2 separate regions of the Homo sapiens genome follow, and region 2 is linked to region 1. Evidence: chromatin loops called from intact Hi-C (ENCODE). Cell type or tissue: Calu3. All regions are shown on one strand. Each heading gives the region's core, and the rest is flanking DNA. Links, peaks and the distances in the headings are about the cores only.

What was found. Peaks named below come from ENCODE experiments on the same cell type or tissue, not always from the same donor. Only the 100,000 strongest peaks of a DNase experiment are listed, where the experiment ranks them.
Region 2: a loop joins it to region 1, with 2.1 times the contacts of the local background. A loop is called at or near these places in 2 of 110 quality-filtered maps.

The regions. Positions count from the first base shown.
Region 1 is chr17:39,913,650-39,925,192 of GRCh38, reverse strand. It overlaps GSDMB (gasdermin B), which reads left to right and starts at 6,558. Exons shown (of 11, transcript NM_001165958.2): 1 at 6,558-6,659; 2 at 7,863-8,111. The coding sequence starts at 7,877. ORMDL3 (ORMDL sphingolipid biosynthesis regulator 3) reads left to right here. Exons shown (of 4, transcript NM_139280.4): 2 at 968-1,163; 3 at 1,930-2,081; 4 at 2,508-4,150. The coding sequence starts at 990. The coding sequence ends at 2,643. RefSeq lists enhancers at 290-1,075, 1,076-1,862, 8,510-8,999, a cis regulatory region at 6,292-6,305 and promoters at 6,284-6,646, 7,370-7,778, 7,329-7,958. In Calu3, for the core only: no CTCF peak of the experiment used is centred there; DNase peaks (open chromatin) are centred at 4,266, 6,742, 8,002, 8,552 and 6 weaker places.
Region 2 is chr17:39,821,992-39,835,004 of GRCh38, reverse strand. It overlaps IKZF3 (IKAROS family zinc finger 3), which reads left to right. Exons shown (of 8, transcript NM_012481.5): 2 at 2,854-2,907; 3 at 5,517-5,618. It also overlaps the pseudogene KRT8P34. Among named protein-coding and RNA genes, the nearest start is that of IKZF3, 36 kb to the left of the region's middle. RefSeq lists a silencer at 11,063-11,263. In Calu3, for the core only: no CTCF peak of the experiment used is centred there; DNase peaks (open chromatin) are centred at 6,464, 7,574, 8,334, 10,024 and 9 weaker places.

The sequences.
Region 1 (11,543 bases), core at 3,544-11,543:
CAGGTGCTGAGAGGGGAGACTGAGGTGAGGATGGGCAGGACAGAGAAGAACGGGGGCAGGAGGGAGGCCACAGGTTCGAGTCTGTGCCCTTAGGAGACATATGTTGAGGTGGATTCCAGCTCTCTATGGGAGTTACAGGTGTTGGCCACGTTCTCTATCCTCGCCTCTCTTGTGGGGAAAAGGGCCCTGGTGGTTTGGCAGTGGAGTGGGTAGCATCACAAGGGTTGGCCTGAGTGGCTGCCAAATGGAGAAAACATCCGGATGGGTTGTTTTGTGTCACCCAGGAGGGGTGCCTTCTAGGTCTGGGCAAAGGTTGTCCCTAGTCTGTTGTTTTCTCCTTTCTTCCTCCCTTCCTCCCTCCCCACTTCCCTCTTTCTACCTGATCAGTCCTCCTAAGTTGGGGTTTGGGGAGATCCAGAATTGAAAAAATCAGAGGAGGTGAGTGGATGCAGTGACCTCAAAATAGTTCATCCACTGCTGCCTGTACCCACAGGCCTCACTTCCTTTCCCTCCTGATGGGAAGAGCTTAAGAGCAGATGTCCCACATTAGGCCTTCAGTGAGACACAGTCCAGCAGGGGTTGTGCTGAGTGAGAATTCTCTCCCTGGGGCTTTGTCGGCAGAGGGTCCTCATGGGAGTGCCATAGGGGGTGAGGCTGGGGGATGGGCCTTGACTTCTCTGCCCTGGGGCTGCGTGCCTCTTGATGACCTGTCCTCCGATGCCCTGCCAGGGCCCTGTCCCAATGGGATGATGCATGGGGCAGCCTGTTGTTTATCCCAGCCCAGCAGCAGGAAATGAGTAGAGCTAAGTCCACATGGACTTTCTCCACTTTCCATGCTTCAGAATCAAAAGAGTGGAACTGCCTGGAGTTCTCAGGGAAACAAGGGCCTGCCTCCCAGCGGGATCCGAGGGTGAGAGGGGGCAGGGAAAGCAGTGTGACCTGTCTGACCTGTGCTGCTTGTTTGCAGAACAGCAGAGAGGGGCAGCAGGATGAATGTGGGCACAGCGCACAGCGAGGTGAACCCCAACACGCGGGTGATGAACAGCCGTGGCATCTGGCTCTCCTACGTGCTGGCCATCGGTCTCCTCCACATCGTGCTGCTGAGCATCCCGTTTGTGAGTGTCCCTGTCGTCTGGACCCTCACCAACCTCATTCACAACATGGTGAGAGCCTGTCTGCTGCCTGCCCCTGCCCCTGCCCCTGCCCTGTGGGCTGCCCTTTGGCAGGGCTGAGGGATAGGAGGAGCCTGTCGGGCCTGGCCCAGGTGTCAGGGTGATGTACTGACGACATCTGCCTCCAGAGCCCAGGCCTAGCCCTTACCTCTCTGCCTTGCTCCCCCTTCTGGGTTCCTGCCCTGTGTACCATGACAGGAATCAAATCTGCAGATTTTTCCACATCTCTAGGGTGGGGTGGCTGTTGGCCTGGAAGATGTGCTCCTGAGAGCTGAACAAAGGGCTCCAGAGAGTTCCCAGGACCCGAGAGTCCTGGTGCCTAGGCTGATACAGAAATGCCCCTTTCTCAAGTTAGCTTCTCGAACCGTCTTCCACTTTTGCCCTTCTCTGCTCCCTCACCACTTGCTACCTTGCACTCTTTGTCGGGTAAGCAGGGCTTAGTCCCATCGCTTGCCTCCTCCCAACAGGCACAGGGGGCTATGAGTGGCCTGGAGGGGGGCAGCATCTCGGTGCCTATCTTGTGGCCAACTTCCACCGTGCATTCTCATGCCAGGCCTAGCCCGTCCCCCAGGGAGTCCCCTTGTTCTTCTCCTGCCATACTCCCAGCTGCTCCATCCTGACCTCCAGCCCATATCCCCCTGCCCAGCAGAGGGAGGCTCCAGATCACTGGGAGTTACTTGTGTCTGTGACTGGGTGGAGGAGCTGGGCAGGGGGGCCTTTCCCTTTTGTATCCTCTAACAAAGACTTCTTCCTCCAGGGCATGTATATCTTCCTGCACACGGTGAAGGGGACACCCTTTGAGACCCCGGACCAGGGCAAGGCGAGGCTGCTAACCCACTGGGAGCAGATGGATTATGGGGTCCAGTTCACGGCCTCTCGGAAGTTCTTGACCATCACACCCATCGTGCTGTGAGTGCCTGGGCTACAGGAAGACACCAGCAGGCAGGGCAAGGCCTGGAGGACCCCAGGGCCCAGCCATGCTTATTAACCCTGCCGTGGCTCCTGGTGTAGGGATGAACAGAGGAAGTTGGAATATTCCTGGGTCTTACACTGGACTCAGGCTTTGGGCCTCCCTGGCCCCATCTTTCCTCCATTGGAGCTTCCTTCCTGCTAGTGAGATAGGCCTACAGGCTTGGGGTGAAGCTGGGAGGTGGGGGCGGTACTGGGCCAGGAGGGGCCCCTTTAGCCTGAGAGCTCTTGCTTCTTACGCTGGTCTGGGAACCTCTTCTGTAACTCCTTAGCTGTTGGGATTCTGCCTTTCCCCTCCCAGGAAGTGAGGGAGGAAGGGGTCCTCCCAACAGTCTTTTATATCTCTCCCCACCCTTCCCCTCCCAGGTACTTCCTCACCAGCTTCTACACTAAGTACGACCAGATCCATTTTGTGCTCAACACCGTGTCCCTGATGAGCGTGCTTATCCCCAAGCTGCCCCAGCTCCACGGAGTCCGGATTTTTGGAATCAATAAGTACTGAGAGTGCAGCCCCTTCCCCTGCCCAGGGTGGCAGGGGAGGGGTAGGGTAAAAGGCATGTGCTGCAACACTGAAGACAGAAAGAAGAAGCCTCTGGACACTGCCAGAGATGGGGGTTGAGCCTCTGGCCTAATTTCCCCCCTCGCTTCCCCCAGTAGCCAACTTGGAGTAGCTTGTAGTGGGGTTGGGGTAGGCCCCCTGGGCTCTGACCTTTTCTGAATTTTTTGATCTTTTCCTTTTGCTTTTTGAATAGAGACTCCATGGAGTTGGTCATGGAATGGGCTGGGCTCCTGGGCTGAACATGGACCACGCAGTTGCGACAGGAGGCCAGGGGAAAAACCCCTGCTCACTTGTTTGCCCTCAGGCAGCCAAAGCACTTTAACCCCTGCATAGGGAGCAGAGGGCGGTACGGCTTCTGGATTGTTTCACTGTGATTCCTAGGTTTTTTCGATGCCACGCAGTGTGTGCTTTTGTGTATGGAAGCAAGTGTGGGATGGGTCTTTGCCTTTCTGGGTAGGGAGCTGTCTAATCCAAGTCCCAGGCTTTTGGCAGCTTCTCTGCAACCCACCGTGGGTCCTGGTTGGGAGTGGGGAGGGTCAGGTTGGGGAAAGATGGGGTAGAGTGTAGATGGCTTGGTTCCAGAGGTGAGGGGGCCAGGGCTGCTGCCATCCTGGCCTGGTGGAGGTTGGGGAGCTGTAGGAGAGCTAGTGAGTCGAGACTTAGAAGAATGGGGCCACATAGCAGCAGAGGACTGGTGTAAGGGAGGGAGGGGTAGGGACAGAAGCTAGACCCAATCTCCTTTGGGATGTGGGCAGGGAGGGAAGCAGGCTTGGAGGGTTAATTTACCCACAGAATGTGATAGTAATAGGGGAGGGAGGCTGCTGTGGGTTTAACTCCTGGGTTGGCTGTTGGGTAGACAGGTGGGGAAAAGGCCCGTGAGTCATTGTAAGCACAGGTCCAACTTGGCCCTGACTCCTGCGGGGGTATGGGGAAGCTGTGACAGAAACGATGGGTGCTGTGGTCCTCTGCAGGCCCTCACCCCTTAACTTCCTCATACAGACTGGCACTGGGCAGGGCCTCTCATGTGGCAGCCACATGTGGCGTTGTGAGGCCACCCCATGTGGGGTCTGTGGTGAGAGTCCTGTAGGATCCCTGCTCAAGCAGCACAGAGGAAGGGGCAAGACGTGGCCTGTAGGCACTGTCTCAGCCTGCAGAGAAGAAAGTGAGGCCGGGAGCCTGAGCCTGGGCTGGAGCCTTCTCCCCTCCCCAGTTGGACTAGGGGCAGTGTTAATTTTGAAAAGGTGTGGGTCCCTGTGTCCTCTTCCAGGGGTCCAAGGGAACGGGAGAGGTCACTGGGCCTGTTTTCTCCCTCCTGACCCTGCATCTCCCACCCCGTGTATCATAGGGAACTTTCACCTTAAAATCTTTCTAAGCAAAGTGTGAATAGGATTTTTACTCCCTTTGTACAGTATTCTGAGAAACGCAAATAAAAGGGCAACATGTTTCTGTTTCCCTGTGTCTGGCCTTCGCTTCCTGGAAGGCTGAGGGGAGGGGGCAGGGGTGTGGGCAGCGGCTCCCGCTGAGGTGCTGGTGGGGCATCAGTGCAGCTCTGACGGTGGCAGGAGGGGCGCTGGGACTGCTGGGCTTTCTGCTGGCTTCAGCAGGGAAATCCCCCAAGGGGGCTGTGAGGGAACTGGCGGCGGCAGCGGTAGTCAGAGAGCAAAATTCTCTGTGCTTTTGCCTGGCTGTTCTCCGACAGGTCTTGCGCCTTGGCCCCAGAGGCTGGGGTGACCTGTGCCATGGCCAAGGAGGGGGACACTCCAGCAATGGTTTACACGTGGAGCCAGGGTCCCAAGTGGTGCTCAGTCCTTCCCAGTGAATCCCCAGCCCTTCTCCAGTTTCTCACTTCTCTCCCCAAGGCCTTTCCCCAGTCACCTCTCCCTTGGGAGCGCTGCGTTTCCTTCTGGCCTTTCAGTGGAGGGGACTTTTCATACTTCCTCCTCCCACCATAAGCCTGAGTGGCAGGGGAAGAGGTTCTGGGGACTTTCTGAGGCCAACATGGCTAGGAGAGAGAGGAGTCCTATAGCAAGGAATCCTTATCTCACGAGGGCACTGACCTTCCAGCGTGTTCTGGGGAGTATCAGCTGCTATTCCCAGGAGAGGCACAAAGTCCCAGGTAGAAGGGAGGAGCTGTCCCCAGCAGCCTGGGGTCTCTAGCCCCGGTCCACCATCACAGCACCCTTGGAGTGAGTGTCAGGGAGTGTGGGATATTTGCCCAAGTCCAGCCACCACCCCTGTCCGAGTAGAGCCCACACAGTATTGGAAAGAGAAATATAGCCACTGCTTTCACTCCTGGGAGTAGGGGTGCCCTGGTTGCTTTCACCAGCCTGCAAGAGTATAGTCAGGGTGAGGTGCTGGAGAACATCAACAACGATCTGGGTTCAAATCCCAGCTTTGCCACTTATTAGCCATGTTGCTGTGTCAACTTCTCTGAGCTTCAGTTTATTCCACTGTTGTGTAAAGATAATGCCTCTTAGGGCTGTTGTGAGCATTAGCACAGTGCCTGGCATATAGTAAATACTCAATATATGGTAGCCATATTATTATAATTGTAATTGTTACTACCACCACTGTCGTCTATTTATTTATTTATTTATTTATTTTTTTGAGACTGAGTCTTGCTCTGTTGCCCAGGCTGGAGTGCAGTGGCACCATCTTGGCTCACTGCAACCTCCGCCTCCCAGGTTCAAGCAATTCTCATGCCTCAGCCTCCTGAGTAGCTGGGATTACAGGTGTGTGCCAAAACATCTGGCTAATTTTTTTTTTTTTTTTTTTTTTGGTAGAGACGGGGTTTCGCCATGTTGGCCAGGCTGGTCTTGAACTCCTGGCCTCAAGTGATCTGCCTGCTTCGGCCTCTGAAAGTGTTGGGATTACAGGCATGAACCACCACGCCTGGCCTGTCATCCCTTCAAATGTTCTTTCAGAACTGAGGCATGCAGAGGCTGGAAGACAGGCTGGGCTCACCGGGGTGGTTATCTCTGAGAGAGGACATGGGTGAGGTCAGAGGCCTCTCCCTGGAGAAGGAGGTAGGTGGAGAAGCCAGATGGCATCCAGATAAGGAAGACCAGCATCTCCTTGAGAGTGTACACGGGAGCACGAGATGGGGAGGGAGGCTGAGTGCTCCTTACAGGCCCACCCTGTTGCCTCCAGGTGTTAGCTGCTGTTGTCCTGGGTCTTCAGTGTTGACCGTCGCATGGCATTTGGGCAGCTGGTTCTGCTGGGTTATGGTCCTCATGTCCCTGGCACAGACACAGCCATTGCCTGCTGGCACTTGATACCTACTCATATTCCATTTCTCTATTCCAAACACACTGGATTGCATGGCCCAGGGCGCCACGGTGTGCACCATTGTCTGGCCCACACTCACCTAGAATACATACCAGGATCTCCTACCCACTCCTTAGGTACAAGAAGAAGAAGGGGTTCTGGCCGGGCATGGTGGCTCACACCTGTAATCCCAGCACTTTGAGAGGCCGAGGTGGGTGGGTCACAAGGTCAGGAGATTGAGACCATCCTGGCTAACACGGTGAAACCCCGTCTCTACTAAAAAACACACACAAAAAAATTAGCTGGGCGTGGTGGCAGGCACCTGTAGTCCCAGCTACTCGGGAGGCTGAGGCAGGAGAATGGCGTGAACTTGGGAGGCGGAGCTTGCAGTGAGCCGAGATTGCGCCATTGCACTCCAGCCTCGGCGATAGAGCAAGACTCCGTCTCAAAAAAAAAAAAAAAAGGGGGGTTCTGGCCTTAATCTGCCTCCAGCTCAGTTATAAGGTGGCTTATCTAAAGGCTTGGGAGGTGGGGCACCCAGCCCTACCCACCCGTCCAGGAAGTTCCACACCTGGACAACTTTCAGTTTCATTATTTTAGCTTCCTGAGATTCAGAGGCCAGGAACTGTGCAGAGATCTGTGGGGATTCTCACAACTTCCATTTCTGGTGAACAGCTGAGGTCAGAGAGGAGGTGGGTACCACTTGAGATGGGCCTGTGGTTCCCGGGTACTGTCTTTCCAGACACCTAGAATTCCCAGGTTGGTAGTGAACTGAGAGTCAACCACCATGATGGGGCCAGAGACAGAGGAGGAAGCAGTGAGTGGATAAGTGCCTGTGCTGGGCAGAAGGGATATAGGGGAAGGTGGCCAAAGGTAGGATGGGGAAGTGGATCCCAGGAAGCTTTTGTTTCTTCTGAGGCCAATTTACCACCACCTCATTGGGAAATTGTTGGTAGGGAGGCACCCATCCAATTGCCTTGCAGAATACAGCAAGGCAGGGAGCCCAAGAATCAGAGCCAAGGGAAGAAACGACCAGTTGAGGTTAGTAATGTGAAGTCTGGCAACCGTGCCCGTCATTCCTCCCTGGTTCCTCTGTTCATCAACGTTGGGGCTAGTCTGGCTGGGGCATGGTGGGCCTGCCTTTCCATCCCTTGGGCCCCTTGGAACAAGGGGGCAACTCTGCTGTGGGAGATGTAGAAAATGGGTCTCACTTTCTCTATTTGGGGCAATAGCTGCTACTTTTTTCCTCCAGATGGGTACCATGAGGGGCAGAGGAGAATCTGGGATCTGTGATGTTTAGCCCTCTTTACTGAGTCATGGCTGCCTCACGTTCTAGAAGTAAGGCAGGCAAATCATTCCAGGTACTGATTGTCCTGGAACCTTTGGCTCTTCCTTGACCTCATGTCACGTGCGTCCATGTGAAGAGAGTCCACGAAACGGGCTTTATATGAGCAACAAGGCTGGGTGCAGGCAAGCTGAGTCCAAAAAAGGGGTCAGCAAAGGGTGGTGGCATTATCATTAGTTCTTATATGTTTGGGATAGGCTTACAAAGTACATTCTCAAGGGTGGAGAAATATTACAAAGTACCTTCTTAAGGGCAGGGGAGAATATTACAAAGTACCTTCTTAAGGGCGGCGGCGGGGAGACTATATTGTATCAGGGTGGGGCAGGAACAAATCACAATGGTGGAATGTCATCAGTTAAGGCTATTTTCATTTCTTTTGTGGATCTTCAGTTGCTTCAGGCCATCTGGATGTATACATGCAGGTCACAGGGAATATGATGGCTTAGCTTGGGTTCAGAGGCCTGACACCTCAGGCTGCCAAATGTGGAAGATTTAAATACTTGAACCAATACCCTCCTCCCAAAAACTGAAATTGGCTTCTGTTTCTGAGTTGGTCCAGGCGCAATGTTCAGCGTATTTGAGGAAATCACAAGAATTGTAGTTAAGGAGATGGATGCTGGAGGGGATATGATTGCCGTTAGAAGCCTTGTTGATGCTGATAGATTCCGCTGCTTCCATCTGGTGGGGGAGAAGAGAACTTTCTTTGGATGCCGGCACTACACAACAGGCCTCACCCTGATGGACATTCTGGACACAGATGGGGACAAGTGGTTAGATGAACTGGATTCTGGGCTCCAAGGTCAGTATAAGGTAGATGACAGGTGGCCAGCCAGGAGGCCTTGACCGTTTGTACTCCATCTCCTTCTCAATTCCCCATTGTTATCAACCAATCAACAACGAAACTGTGGGATTTGTACACATCCACACACCTTAATTTAAGAAATGCACGGAAGAGCTGCATGGTGGGAGGAGAGTGGGAGAAGTGGAGATTTATTTCCACTGGAAACCGTTCCTAAATGGTCTTCCTTTTCCATTTTTTCCCTTGTAAAATAATCTGCTTTTAATTTAGCGAGCTCTTCTCATGTGTTTATCATTTAAATGAATAAGTAAATGAGGGCAGTTTGCTTACTGGTTAAGAAAGGATGCAGGCTTTAGGGCTGGAAGCACCTGGTTTCAAAGCCTGGCTCTGCCTCTTATCAGCTGCGTAACCTTTGGACAAGTTGTTTTATTGCTCTAAGTTTCAGTTTCCTCCTGTGTCAACTCTAGAGGACTGTTGTAAGAATCAAGTGAGGGATGGGTGCGGTGGCTCACTCCTGTAATCCCAGCACTTTGGGAGGCCGAGGTGGGCGGATCACGAGGTCAGGAGATCGAGACCATCCTGGCTAACACAGTGAAACCCCGTCTCTGCTTAAAAAAAAAAAATACAAAAAATTAGCCAGGCGTGGTGGCATGCGCCTGTAGTCCTGGCTACTCAGGAGGCTGAGGCAAGAGAATTGCTTGAACCCGGGAGGTGCAGGTTGCCGTGAGCTGAGATCACGCCACTGCACTCCAGCCTGGGAGACAAAGCAAGCCTCTGTCTCAAAAAAAAAAAAAAAAAAAATCAAATGAGAACAAATTACGTGAATCATTTATCACAGTGCCTGCCACAAAAGGAGCACCCAATAAAAGTTATCTCCCAGGTCGGTGGTGATTCTTATTATCCTTTCATGTTCCTTGGCTATCAAGACTGAAGGGGAAGTTTCTGATGAGCAGAAATCCCTAAGGTATTGAGGGAATTTATGGAAGAGTCAATTATTCCAACCCCCTGCCTCTGATCTCAGTTATTCCTGGGGTACTTGGGTTTCAGAAGCCCCAGGGTTAAGTGTTGAACTCTCACTTGGAGCCCAAAGTGGAATATGGTGAGGAGTTCATTATATTTCATAATGTGAAAAAATATTTCATAATATGAACAATAGCAAGGCGCTCATAGCTCAGACCTCTCTGATACAGTCCATTTCTTTTTATGAGGTCTCATGCCAAGAGACGGAAAAGAGCTCTAACAGCCCTGAGCAGCTTTAGAGTATTACAGTGTGCCAGGAACTGCTTTAAGTGACCAAGAGCAGTACCCAGATTACTTGGAGGTGGTGGACCTTTCCACAAGCAGAGTTTCGTTAAGCAAGCAAGGGGCTTTTGGAGAAATTTCAGATTCGCATCTTTCAAAGACTGAGTCAATTCTCTGAAAAGTAAATTGCTAAGAGCCAATTTGCTAAAAGTCAGCTCTCAAAAAAAAAAAAAAAAATCAGTTTGCCAAATGATCAATTCACTGAAAATGGAAAAATACTTTAACCCAGAACTAGGATGTTTTGCCACAATAATATTACTCCCCAGGGACAGGGCAAAGTTTAAGTCTGGGAAAAAAAAATTGACTAAGTCAGTCAACTTCCTTTAAGGAAAAGCTCATCTGTGTGCATACAAAATTCGGAGGCAGAGGTGAAACCAAACTTAAAAAGAAAATCCTTACAATGATGGGAATTGGTAATTTGAATTGATTTTTAGCTTGGTCTGCTCCCTATTTAAATGGGTTATTTTGTAACTGTATAATGCTGATGGTGCAGTTAAAGTGTGCATAGGGCTGGGCACAGTGGCTCGCGCCTGTAATCCCAGCACTTTGGGAGACTGAGGCGGGTGGATCACTTGAGGTCAGGAGTTCAAGTCTGGCCTGGCCAACATGGCGAAACCCTGTCTCTACTAAAAATACAAAAATTAGCTGGGCATGATGGCGCATGCCTGTAATCCCAGCACTTTGGGAGGCTGAGGCGGGCGGATCACTTGAGGCCAGGAGTTCGAGACCAGCCTGGCCAACATGGCAAAACCCTGTCTTTACTAAAAATACAAAAATTAGCTGGGCGTGGTGTCGCATGCCTGTAATCCCAGCTACTCGGGAGGCTGAGGCAGGAGAATTGCTTGAACCTGGGAGGTGGAGGTTGCACAGTGAGCCATGATTATACCACTGCACTCCAGCCTGGCGACAAAGCAAGACTCCGTCTCAAAAAAAAACAAAAAAAAAAGTGTGCATAGGATTTTGTGTTTGTTATTAAAGTCCATACTTTATTCACATTAACTTTTTTTTTTTTTTTTTTGAGATGGAGTGTCGCTCTATTGCCCAGGCTGGAGAGCAGTGGCGCGATCTCGGCTCACTGCAACCTTCACCTCTAGGTTCAAGTGGTTCTCCTGCCTCAGCCTCCCGAGTAGCTGGGATTATAGGTGCCTGCCACCACACCTGGCAAATTTTTTGTATTTTTAGTAGAGACAAGGTTTCACCATGTTGGCCAGGCTGGTCTTGAACTCCTGACCTCAGGTGATCCGCCCGCCTTGGCCTCCCAAAGTGCTGGGATTACAGGTGTGAGCCGCTGCACCCAGCCCATGTTATCTTAGTTTTGACCTAGTGTCCTTTTTCTATTCCAGAATCCCATCCAGGATCCTACATTACATTTCGTTGTCATGTCTCCTTAGGCTCCTCTTGGCTGTGACAGTTTCTCAGACTTTACCTGTTTGGGATAATCTTAGCAGTTTTGAGCAGTACTGGTCAGGGATACTGTAGAACGTCCCTCTGTTGGAATTTGGCTGATGTTTTTTCTCATGGTTAGACTGGGTTCTGGGTCTCGGGGAGGAAGACCACAGAGGTAAAGGACCATTCCTATTACATCACATCAGGGGTACGTACTGTCAACATGACCTATCACTGTTGATGTTGACCTTGATCACTTGGCTGAGGTAATGTTTGTCAGGTTTCTCTACCAGAAGTTACTCTTTTTCCTCTTCTTCATATAGTACTCTTTGTGCACATAGTTTTTATTTTTCTTTTTCTCTCTGATATTTTTCTTTTCTTTTACACTGCTCAAGAAGCAAATGGTCCCTAAGACATTAGTGTCTCATGTACACACAAATAGTGATTTCAGTCACTGTTTCTAATTCTGTCACATTTCCACCAGTTCCAAAATGGATTTGTCTTTGGAAATCCAGCCCTGCCTCCAAAACCTAGCAGTGGGAGCTCTCCCTCCCCTGTAGGTTCCCATCTGGGAGGTTGGAGACAAAGGCACGCAGCCCCTTCGGCATGCCCACACATCCTCCACGAACCTGGGGTGGCAACTGACTCAGAACCAAGGCCCTTATTAGTGCCTGATCAATCAGGGCCGAGTCCATGCGTGTTTGTGACTTTCCAGGGTTGCCTCACTTCATACTTGTGTGGTTC
Region 2 (13,013 bases), core at 2,595-10,594, 89 kb after region 1:
GGGAAGCTGGTGTCCCAGTCCTCTGATGTCCTGCCCAGGTGAAAGGCCATAGCAGCCCCTCCCAGCCTACCCCCTCCCATGGCTTCTCCAGAGCCTGTGGAGGAGGCCACTGTGCAGGGGAGTATAGGGAACAGGAGACCCACCTGAGGCTCAGCCCTAACCCTCAGCCCACCCATGGGGAGTTTACTGCCTGGGATACCCCCCTTGCCCATGCCTCCAGCTACAAAACAATTACATCATTTTTTTTTCCTCCAAAATAAAGCCTCAGCCAGATCTGCAAAGCAAAACAAAACAAACAAAGAAAACCAACAAAAACCAGAACATACATATGTCTCAACTACACATGGCACATTCACCAAGAACACCAGTCTTAATACTTTTAAAAGGACTACAGTCACACAGACTGTGTTCTCTGACTGTAGTGCAATGGAATTTGACTTCAATAACAAGTTAGCTAAAGAATTCCCGAATTCCCCCAAATATCTGGAAATTAAACACTTATAAATAACCAGTGGATCACAGAAGACTCGAGGGAAATTAGAACTGAATTATAATCAAAACATCAGCATTTATGAGATGCAGCTAAAGCAATGCTTACAGGAAAACTTATAGCTTTAAATGTTTACAATTAGAAAAGAAGAAAGGAATAAAGTCAGTCACTAAAATTTCACCTTAAGAGGGCAGAAGCAGAGTAAGTTAAGCCCAAAGTAGAGGGAAGAAGCACTTTTGAACAAGTTCTAGTTTCACTGTGTTGAAACTAGATATATGCCTCCTACCCTATAACCCAGTAATTCCACACCTAGGTATTGACTCAAGAGACATGAAAGCATATGACCACAGAAATACTTGTGCAAGGATGATCATGCTCCAGTCTAATCATGAGAAAAACAAACACATCCCAGTTGAGGGACATTCTACAAAATACCTGACCAGTACTCAAAACTGTCAAGATCATCAAAACAAGGAAAGTCTGAGAAACTGTCCCAACCAAGAGGAGCCTAAGGAGACAAGATGACTAAATGTAATGTGGGATCCTGGAAGGGATCCTGCAACAGAAAAAGGACATTAGATGAAAACTAAGGAAATCTGAATACTTAGATAGTAATAATGTATGAATATATATTCATTAATTATAACTGATGTACCATACTAATATAAGATGTTAATAATAGGGGAAATTGGGTGTGGGGTATATGGGAACTCTCTGTGCTATCTTTGCAATTTTTCCATAAATTTAAAACTACTCTAAAATTTAAAAGTTTATTATTTTAAAAAGGAATATCATAGTAGTTTGACTTATAAATAGCCCAAACTGGAAACAGTCTAGGTGTCCATCAATAGGAGAATGGATAAACAAACTGGGATATTCATATGGAATACTACTTAGCAATAAAAAAGAATGAACTACTGATAAACACCACAGAATGGATGTATCTCAAAACATTATGTTGAGTGAAAGAAGCCTCGGGCAAAATAATTTATACCATATGTCTGTGTGATTCTGTTTTTATGAAGTTCTAAAATAGGCTAAACTAATCTATGGTGGAAAAAGTCAAAACAGTAGTTGTCTCTGGAGTATGTGGGTGGGAATTGACTAGGAAGAGATGTGAGGGAGCTTTTCTGGGATGATGGTAATGTTCTGTATCTTGATAGGGGTTTGCATTACATGAGGATATGCATTTTTAAAAACTCATTGAATGGTACACTTAAGATCCATGCATATCACTGTATGTAAAATTTACTTTTTAAAATCTTGTAAACAGATATTGAATTTTAGTTAATAATAATCATGCTGAAATGTTAGGACTGAGGTATACTGATATCTGCAACTTATTTTGCAATGCGTTGAAAAAGCTGGATCGATGAATGGATTGAGAGATGAATGGGTGGAAACATATGTGAGAAAGCAAAAATAGCAAAATGTTAATTGTAGAATCCAGAGGGTGAGTAATGGATGTTCAACTGTGCAGTTCTTTTTTTAAAATTTTTTATTGATACATAATATTTTACATATTTATGGGGCACATGTGATATTTTGTTACATGCATAGAATATATAATAATCAAGTCAGGGAATTTGGAATGTTTATCACCTTGAGTATTTATCATTTCTATGTGTTGGAAACAATTCAAGTCCTCTCTTCTAGCTATTTTGAAATATATAATACGTCGTTGTTAACTATAGTCACCCTACTCTGCTGTCAAACATTAGAGCTTATGCCTTCTATGTAACTATATGTTTTACCCATTAACTAATCTCTCTTCATCCCCCATTCCCACCCACACACCCTGTCTATCATTCTACTTTCCACCTCCATGAGATCAACGTGTTTACTGTCATATATGAATGAGAACATGTGATATTTGTCTTTCTGTGCCTGACTTATTTCACTTAACATAGTGACTTCCAGCTCCATCCATATTGCTGCAAATGACATGATTTTATTCTTTTTAATTGCTGAATAGTATTTCATTATATATATGTACATATATATGTACATATATATATATATACCACTTTGAACTCTTTTTTTCTATGTGTTCATAATAAAATATTGGGGAAGAATAAAGAATATATGAAATTATTTCTAATGGAACCCACTTTTTGCATATTGTTCTTGGTGTAAGTAGATCTCTGGCAGAAAGTTCTTAGAGTAACATTGCTGCATCAATATTTTTTTTTCATGCTCCTTGAAAGGCTTTTAGGGAGAATATAGAGAAAGAGTAATCTTGCTCTGAAAGAGGAATTCTGCTGTTAAGTTTTCCGAAATGGTATCCCTTATTAAATTTGGAATGCTCAAACCTGTAGAAATGTACCCTAAGTAGCTAATATTTATAACCTCTTTCTTTTCAGATATACAAACAAATGCGGAACTGAAAAGCACTCAGGAGCAGTCTGTGCCCGCAGGTAACATCAGGTCTTTCCTCTCTGGAAATATACCTTTACTAAAAAAAATACCAAAGAGAGAGGAATGTGCTTATTCTGGTTGCAGTAAAAATGCTATGGAAATGTGTGTGTGTTTTTTTTTAAATATGGTTGTCTGTTGCTGATGAAAAAATAACTCATCCATTTAGATCATGTAAGTTCTTTAGCATCTTAGGGCCAAACATACACTACCTAATGTTGATCACTGTTTGTTTGTTTGTTTGTTTGTTTTTGATTTTTCAGCTCATTGCTCTGAAGACAGTTTTTGTTGAATAATATAGTAGCTTGTATTTGAATGACTTGCGATTTTTACTGTAGAACAGTGGTCTGCAAACTTTTTTGTAAAGGGCCAGATAGTAAATATTTAGACTTTGCAGGCCACATATGGTCTCTGTCACGTATTATTTTTTGTATTTCTTACAACCCTTAAAAAATGTAAAAACCATTCCTACCTCTTGGGCCCACACAGAAGCAGGCTATGGTCAGACTTGTACCTCAGGCCATAGTTTACTGATCCCTGCTCTAGAATAAATTATAAACATTTACAATAATTTATTTCCTGAAAATAACTTCTGTGTCCTCCATTGATTAACTCACTGTGTGAATCAAAGCTTACATTATATTACAAAATTTAATTTATCACTGAAATGCCTTTTTGTGTTACTGTAACTTGTAATCACATCTTTCTTTCTTTCTTTTTTTTTTGAGACGGAATTTCGCTCTTGTTGCCCAGGCTGAAGTACGATGGTGTGATCTCGGCTCACCACAACCTTAGCCTCCCGGGTTCAAGCCATTCTCCTGCCTCAGCCTCCTGAGTAGCTGAGATTACAGGCATGCACCACCATGCCTGGTGTATTTTTAGTAGAGGCGGGGTTTCACCACGTTGGTCAGGCTGGTCTCGAACTCCCAACCTCAGGTGATCCGCCCGCCTCGGCCTCCCAAAGTGCTGGGATTACAGGCATGAGCCACCGCACCCGGCCAATCACATCTTTTAACTGAACCTAAATCTCATATTAATTGTTTAGGTGTCCACTATATTTTAGTCATTTCAGGCTTGAGAAAAGTGAACCATTGTTTAGAATGGTATCTTAGAGTTCACAGAGTATACATCATAATATGCAGAAATTAGAAACTTCAGATATTCATAAATCAAACACTGAGTCCATGGTGACCACATTTTCAGGGGCTCTTAGTGATGGGTTTTGTGAAACGTGTTTCTCTTTCGCTCCCGCGTGTGTTTGGTCATGGCTCAGCTGAAAGGAGTGCCACTGCAGAGCTTCTAGTTACCTCCCTACTTCAGCCCAGCCTCAGTGCCACAGGATTCAGTGTCTTTGACTATTTTTTATATTAATGGGAACTCAGCAAATATTTTATTGAAGATTGGGAAGGAGTTAGATAAAAAGAGGGTAACTTTTCAGTTCATTTCTTCTGCTATCATCTTTTTGTTAAGCTACTATGCCTATATGTGAAAATAATTCCAGTTGCATTGTTCCTTTTTCTTCTAGTATTATCAATATTTATTATACATTTCTCTTAAACTTATTTTGTAACAAGTTTGCTGTTTGTTTAAGCATGTCTTTATTATGTCTGCTCCCTTTCACTTATGAACTTTAATAACACTTTGTATTTCCTTTATTTAATCCTTTGTCTGAGCCTACCATGTGTTAGAGTTGTGGGCTTCTCTTATCTATATCTCAAAGTATGAGCTCCTTGAAGACATAATGACTTATTCATATCTGTAGCCTTGTCAACATTCAGTAAATGTTCAAACAAATAAAGAAACTTGGGGTCCAATATGTTTTCCACAGAATCACATTTATAATGTGAACAGAAGGGAAAAACAGAATTTGGCATACAGAAAGCTTACAGATCTTCCTCCTAGGAAAGCATCTTTCCCAAATTAGGTTATGCCAGTGTTTGCACGCTTAGTATTTCTGGTCACTACTTTGTCATAAATAGCAATGGCATCCTACTGAATATCGTGAGATATACCAATGGAGAGATAGTTTTTCTCCAGAAGGAACATGAGTGCCCTTTAACTCAGATGAAAGAAATATTCAAGAAAGTTGTGTGTATTCAGAGGGTACATGAACCCTGGGCATATTTCTTTTCTCTTTTTTTTTTGTTTGAGACGAAGTCTCACTCTGTCACCCAGGCTGGAGTGCAGTGGTGCTATCTTGGCTCACTGCAACCTCCACCTCCCGAGTTCAAGTGATTCTCCTGCCTCAGCCTCCCGAGTAGCTGGGATTACAGGCATGCACCGCCATGCCCAACTAATTTTTGTATTTTTAGTAGAGATGGGGTTTCACCATGTTGGCCAGGCTGGTCTCGAACTCCTGACCTCAGGTGATCTGCCCATCTCGGCCTCCCAAAGTGCTGGGATTACAGGCGTGAGCCACTGCGAACCCTGGGCTTATTTCTAAACCTCAAGAGTTTTCATGTATACATCCCTTTTGGGTATGTGTGAAGGGGTACTATCTGTCACTAAAGGATTGTGTGAAGCTGAAAGTTAAATGGGGGTCTACTTAATATATATTTATAAAAATCCTTTAACGTTGAACCACATACTTAAAATTCCTTTTATCTTTTAGAAAGTGCAGCGGTTTTGAATGACTACAGTTTAACCAAATCTCATGAAATGGAAAATGTGGACAGTGGAGAAGGCCCAGCCAATGAAGATGAAGACATAGGAGGTGAGCCGTAGTGTGCAGACTAAACACTGATGCCTGTAGATATTGCTTAGGCTTAGTGTAGAGAAGAAATCAGCTCTCCAAGGAAAACTTGCAATTGTAGGTTTAGTTAGGAGTGATTCTGTTTTGTTAATTTCACAAATATTTGCATTTCATAGTTGTAGGTTATCAGCAAATTTTGAGAATTTAAGGTGCTTATCCAGTGTTCCAATTATATTAACTTCACTTAAAACATGATGTTTGACTATTTTCCATTATAAAAGTAATACATGTTTATTGTAGAAAGTTTGTCTGGGGTGTTTTCTGACACCAACAAACCAATTTTCTGGTTTTCCGACAATGACTTGGTGTCCAACAATTCAATTCAATTATTATTATTATTTTTTTTTGAGACGGAGTTTCACTTTGTCGCCCAGGCCAGAGTGCAGTGGCGCAATCTCGGCTCACTGCAACCTCCGCCTCCCATGTTTTAGTGATTCTCCTGCCTCAGTCTCCCAAATAGCCGAGATTACAGGCGCCCACCACCATGCCCGGCTAATTTTTGTATTTTTTTTAATAGAGACGGAGTTTTACCATGTTGGCCAGGCTGGCCAGGAACTCCTGACCTCAAGTGATTGCCAAACTCAGCCTTCCAAAGTCCTGGGATTACAGGCATGAACCACCATACCCAGCCCACTTCAATTCAATTCTGATTGTAATTCCTGATGTTTGCGTAGACCGCACAGGTTACAGGCTCAGTCTCACAGTACTGCACAGTACTCTCCCTACTTTAGACAACAGTCTCAAGTACCAGGTCCCCAGGTTACCTGCACTTTTGTCTGACTTAGCTACAAAATCGGGGACTCCCCTCCACATGTTTAATAATTTGCTAGGATGACTCACAGGACTTGTTACATAACTCATTTATTCATTCCTTTACTCTCAGCTACTCTTCCTCCTTCTTACTGTTTATGCCCAAACTTTCCCACCTTTGGGAGGAATATTAGGTTTGACCACTGCACTGGTCTAGATCGTAGGCAGCAATACTAGTCTAGCAAGCACCTCTCCCTCAGTCAACTCCCATACATACAGGATAGGGTTACACAGGTACGGAACTAGTGGGCTATTTCTACCACTAGGCAATACATCTGCATTCAATGTTAACCCCAATTTTGCCAGATGGGGTAAAGGCACAGCCTGCCTCATCAGGCCCTTAGGAGTTCTGACATAAAGGTTTAAAGCTACGGTTACACTTTCTTGCTTTAGAAATCATCTCTGTTTCTGGCACTTGTAATTACAGTGCTGGTATTGCAACCACTGCATCTGGTAGGAAAGAGAAAGCTGATGTGACAATGTAGGGAAGGAAAAAAAGAATAGTCATCACACCAATATCCTCCTCTTTGGCAAGAATTGTATAGTCATATCAGCATCCTCCCCCACCTCCTCTTCCCTAATCCACCAGAAAAACAGAGGAATCTACCTAGTGGGAACACTCCCTTAGCTCATTTCAATGTGACCTCACACTTGTGCAAATGCATAAACCAACCCTTCACACCTATACCTTACCCTATTTTAGATATCTATCAAACTACTACTCTGAGGAGGATAGCTCTTTGCCCATTGTTTGACATTATGGGCTGTAAGTAGAGTGCTCCTTAGTCTAAAGAAATGTGGCTCAGCCATTCAAATTGGTGCAATATCTTCTGTTCTGGTTCTTTCGTGGTACTGACCATTTGTGTATACAACCAGGTAAGCAAAGCCCCTTCCAGAGTCTGTGTTTATCCCCGTCAAAAACAATTTATAGGTTGGGTGCAGTGGCTCACACCTGTAATCCCAGCACTTTGAGAGGCTGAAGCAGGAGGATCTCTTGAGCCCAGGAATTTGGGCCCAGCCTGGGCAACATGGTGAGGCCTCATCTCTATAAAAAAAAATTATAATAATACAAATAAATTAGCCAGGTGTGGTGGTGTGTGCCTGTAGTCCCAGCTACTCAGGAGGCTAAGGCTGGAGGATCACTTGAGCCTGGGAGGTTGAGGCTGCAGTGAGCTGTGATCCTGCTACTGCACTCCAGCCTGGGCAACACAGTGAGATCCTGTCTCAAAAGAACAACAACAGGCCGGCCGTGGTGACTCACACCTGTAATCCCAGCACTTTGAGAGGCTGAGGCAGGTAGATCATTTGAGGTTGGGAGTTCGAGACCAGCCTGACCAACTGGTTAAACCCCATCTCTACTAAAAATACAAAAATTAGCCAGGTGTGGCGGTACTCACGTGTAATCCCAGCTACTGGGGAGGCTGAGGCAGGAGAATTGCTTGGACTCGGGAGGCAGAAGTTGCAGTGAGCCAAGATTGCACCACTGCACTCCAGCCTGGGTGACACAGTAAGACTCCATCTCAAAAAAAGAACAAAAACAAAAATGATTTGTAGCCCTTGGGACTACCAGCATTGGCTCTTCAATGCAATCCACTTGCCAACTATGTGTGGGGTCTTCCCCCTGGGGAATCTTCCCCATAGTCACCTATAGTAACTGTCTCTCTTATTGGCAGACATAATAGTTTGTTGCTATTTTGTGCCTCAGGAGGTCCAAGGGAAATATGTCCAAATTCAGCCCATCTTCTGCAGTGGCTGTAGCATCCCCCATCCTGTCTACTCATTTTATGGACCCACGTGCTCACCTCAAACACGCACACTGTGATACCTACTAATTGGTTCTGATCAGCTTCCAAATCTGGAAGGGGGGTCTTTTACCGAGCATTGACATGTCCTACTTTAATGCACCCCTCAAATTCCCATAGTGATTTCCACAGGGCTTTGTCCCATATGAGAGTCCCTTTAATATGCCAAGTTTCCATTGCACTCTTGCCTTACCACATGGCCAGGCTGTTGGCCATTGCCCATGAATCAGAAACTGAAACATATGGGCATGTATCACTGTTCAGTTCTTCCATCACTTCTAGGAAAACAGCAGATTATTCAGCTCACCAAGCTGATTTGTTTTTACCTTCTTTAATTACAGTTGTGGTGTTCCAAACAGGATGTTGTCCATTTACCTTAAAACTACCATCCACAGCCAGGCATGGTGGCTTATGCCTGTAATCCTAACACTTTGGGAGGCCAAGGCAGGAGGATTGCTTGAGCTCAGGAGTTCAAGACCAACCTGGGCAATATAGTGAGACCTCGTCTCTACAAAACATTTAAAAATTAGCTAGGCATGGTGGCATATGCCTGTGGTCCCAGCTACTTGGGGGACTGAGGTGGTAGGATCGTTTGAGCCTGGGAGGTTGAGGCTGTAGTGAACCCTGATCGTGTCACTGCTCTCTAGGCTGGATGATAGAATGAGACCCTGTCTCAACAAACAAAAAAACTACCGTCCACAAATCAAGCATCTCTTTGTTGGTCAAAGACTACTTTATAGGGCACTGTCTAAGTGATGATAGAATCCAGCAGCTCCTCACATAGTTCCAAAGTCAATTGTAGGGGAAAAGAGGATCCCTGCCCCTGAGTATATCATCCTTTCATTCCTAAGGTACCATGATTCTCTATAAACTATTTCTATGTTATTATAGAACTCTTCTGGGCAATGCTCTCCCCATTAGAACACTTCTCTGACATCACCCAAGACTTCGTTGATATTTTAGGTTTTAAAATTATTTTTTTGTCCTTCAATCATAAGAGCAATTTCAATTAATATTCAATAGCAGGCTAATAATTTCCCCTCAAATGGAAATTCTCTGGTCCAAAATCCAATTGTTGTCATTGCTGGAAAGTACTCACAGGTTTTTGCCATAAGCCATTACCCAATTCTCACACACCAAGCCTATATTTCACCTACCCTAAGTCATCCCAGGGCCAGATACCAGTCAACCAGAGACCATCTCTATGCTTTAGAGCCCACCAGAATTATTAAAACTAGCCAATCCTAAACTGTTTACCCAGCCCTGCCTTGCCTTTTCCACAGAAACCCCAATTAAGGCTCTGACCTAAGGTTTTTCCTCATTCCTCTTTTCTGCCTCCTGACCAACACTGGTGCTTTCTCCTGTGATCTTGCATAGCACATAATAACCACCTCTCTGGGACCTGTGAATGTGATAAACTTCTTTCTGGGCCTTGTTCTAATTTTCTTTGTGTCCACACTGACTTTACCATATCATATCTGACATGTACATTCTTAAGACACCACTTAACCGTGGCATTTACCATGACCTGGTGTATTAGTCTGTTCTCATGCTGCTATGAAGAAATACCCAAGATTGGGCAATTTATAAAGAAAAGAGGTTTAATTGACTCACACTTCCAAATGGATGGGGAAGCCTCAGAAAACTTACAATCATGGCAGAAGGCAGCTTTTCACAGGGTGGCAGGAGAGAACGAGTGCCAGCAGGGAAATGCCAGACACTTATGAAACCATCAGATCTTGGCCAGGTGCGGTGGCTCACACCCGTAATCCCAGCTCTTTGGGAGGCCGAGGCGGGAGGATCACGAGGTCAGGAGATCGAGATCATCCTGGCTAACATGGTGAAAACCTGTCTCTACTGAAAATACAAAAAATTAGCCAGGTGTGGTGGTGGGCACCTGTAGTCCCAGCTACTTGGGAGGCTGAGGCAGGAGAATTGCGTGAACCTGGGAGGCAGAGCTTGCAGTGAGCCAAGATCACGCCACTGCACTCCAGCCTGGGTGACAAAGCGAGACTCCGTCTCAAAAGGAAAAAAAAAAAAAAGCCATCAGATCTTATGAGAACTCACTCACTATCACAAGACCAACATGGGGGAAACCACCTCCATAATTCAATTACCCCATTATTCAATCCCACCGGGTCCTTCTCACAACACGTGGGGATAATGGGGGTTACAATTCAAGATGAGATTTGGGTAGGGACGCAGCTAAACCATATCATTCTGCCCTGGCCCCCATTCAAATCGCATGTCCTCATATTTCAAAACACAATCATGCCTCCCTAACAGTCCCCCAAAGTCTTAACTCATTCCAACATCAACCCAAAAGTCCAAGTCCAAAGTCTCATCTGAGACAAGGCAAGCCCCTTCTGCCTATAAGTCTGTAAAATCAAAAGCAAGTTAGTTACTTCCCAGATACAATGGAGGTACAGGCACTGGGTAAATATACCCATTCCAAATGGGAGATATTGGCCAAAACAAAGGGACTACAAGCCCCATGCAAGTCCGGAATCCAATAGGGCAGTCATTAAACCTTAAAGTTCCAAAATGATCTCCTTTGACTCCATGTCTCACATCCACGTCACGCTGATGCAAGAGGTGGGCTCCCATGGCTTTGGGCAGCTCCGCCCCTGTGGCTTTGCAGGGTACAGTCCCCTTCCCAGCTGCTTTCACGGGCTGGCGTTGAGTGTCTTGCAGCTTTTCCAGGTGCACGACACAAGCTGTCAATGGATCTACCCTTCTGGGGTCTGGAGGATGGTGGCCCTCTTCTAACAGCTCCACTACACGGTGTTCCAGTGGGGACTCTGCATGGGGGGTTTTACCCTACATATCCCTTCTGCACTGCCCTAGCAGAGGTTCTCCATGAGGGCTCCACCCCTGTAGCGAACTTCTGTCTGGACATCCGATGTTTTCATACATCCTCTGAAATCTAAGCAGAGGTTCCCAAACCTCAATTCTTGACTTCTATGCACCCATAGGCTCAACATCACATGGAAGCTGCCAAGGCTTGGGGCTTGTACTCTCTGAAGCAACAGCCTGAGCTGTACCTTTGCCCCTTTTAGATGCAGCTGGAGCAGCTGGGACACAGAGCACCATGTCCTGAGCCTGCACAGAACAGGGTGACCCTGGACCCAGCCCAGGAAACCATTTTTGCCTCCTAGACCTTTGGGCCTGTGATGGGAGGGGCCGCTGTGAAGGTCTCTGATATGCCTTGGAGCCATTTTCCCCATTGTCTTTGTAATTAACATTAGGCACCTCATTACTTATGCAAATTTATGCAGCTGGTTTGAATTTCTCCTCAAAATGGGTTTTTCTTTTCTATCACATTGTCAGGCTGCAAATTTTCCAAACTTTTATGCCCTGCTTCCTCTTGAACGCTTTGCTGCTTAGAAATTTCTTCCACCAGATACCTTAAATCATCTCTCTCAAGTTCAAAGTTCCATAGATCTCTAGGGCAGGGGCAAAATACTGCCAGTCTCTTTGCTGAAGCATAGCAAAAGTTACCTTTGCTCCAGTTCCCAAGCAGTTCCTCATCTCCATCTGAGACCACCTCAGCCTGGACTTCATTGTCCATATCACTGTCAGCATTTTGGTCGAAACCATTCAACAAGTCTCTAGGAAGTTCCAAGCTTTCCCACATCTTCCTGTCTTCTGAACCCTCCAAGTCTCTAGGAAGTTCCAAACTTTCCCACATTTTTCTGTCTTCTTCTGAGCCCTCCAAACTGTTCCAACCTCTGTCTTTTACCCAGTTCCAAAGTTGCTTCCACATTTTTGGGTATCTTTATAGCAGCACCCCACTCTCTGTGGTGCCAATATACTGAATTAGTCCACTCTCACACTGCTATGAAGAAATACCCAGCTGGGCACGGTGGCTCATGCCTATAATCCCAGCACTTTGGGAGGCTGAGGCAGGCAGATCATGAGGTCAGGAGATCGAGACCATCTTGGCTAACATGGTGAAACCCTGTCTCTACTAAAAATACAAAAAATTAGCTGGGCGTGGTGGTGGGCACCTGTAGTTCCAGCTACTCAGGAGGCTGAGGCAGGAGAATGGTGTGAATCCAGGAGGCGGAGCTTGCAGTGAGCCAAGATCGCGCCACTGCACTCCAGGCTGGGCAACAGAGCAAGACTCCATCTCAAAAAAAAAAAAAAAAAAGAAAGAAATACCCAAGACTGGGTAATTTATAAAGAAGAAAAGAAGTTTAATTGACTCACAGTTCTGCATGGCTGGGGAGGCCTCAGGAAACTTACAATCATGGCAGAAAGTACCTCTTCACAGGGTGGCAGAAGAGAGAGTGAGTGCCAGAGGGGAAATATCGGATACTCATTAAACCATCAGATCTTGTGAGAACTCACTCACTGTCACGAGAACAGCATGGGGGAAACCACCTCCATGATTCATTTACCTCCCACTGGGTCCCTCCTATGACATGGGATTATGGGGCTTACAATTCAAGATGAGATTTGGGTGGGGACACAGCCAAACCATATCACCTGGGTAATGGGCATATTCAATGTGTGAATCTTGATTATCACAAAGCCAGTTCCACATGGCTTGCATATGAAGCATATCAGCTGCTTCATCTGGGGTATTCCAGTTGGCATTGAAAGGGGAAGTCAGATAGTTCCCTTTCTCAGGGTAAATAGACCTTATAATGGCTCTTATCTGGTCCACCAGGTCAGCTGTTCCCTTAGGAATGACCTGCTCTGTGTCTGGATCATGTGTAGCCATCTGTGATTGTTCCAT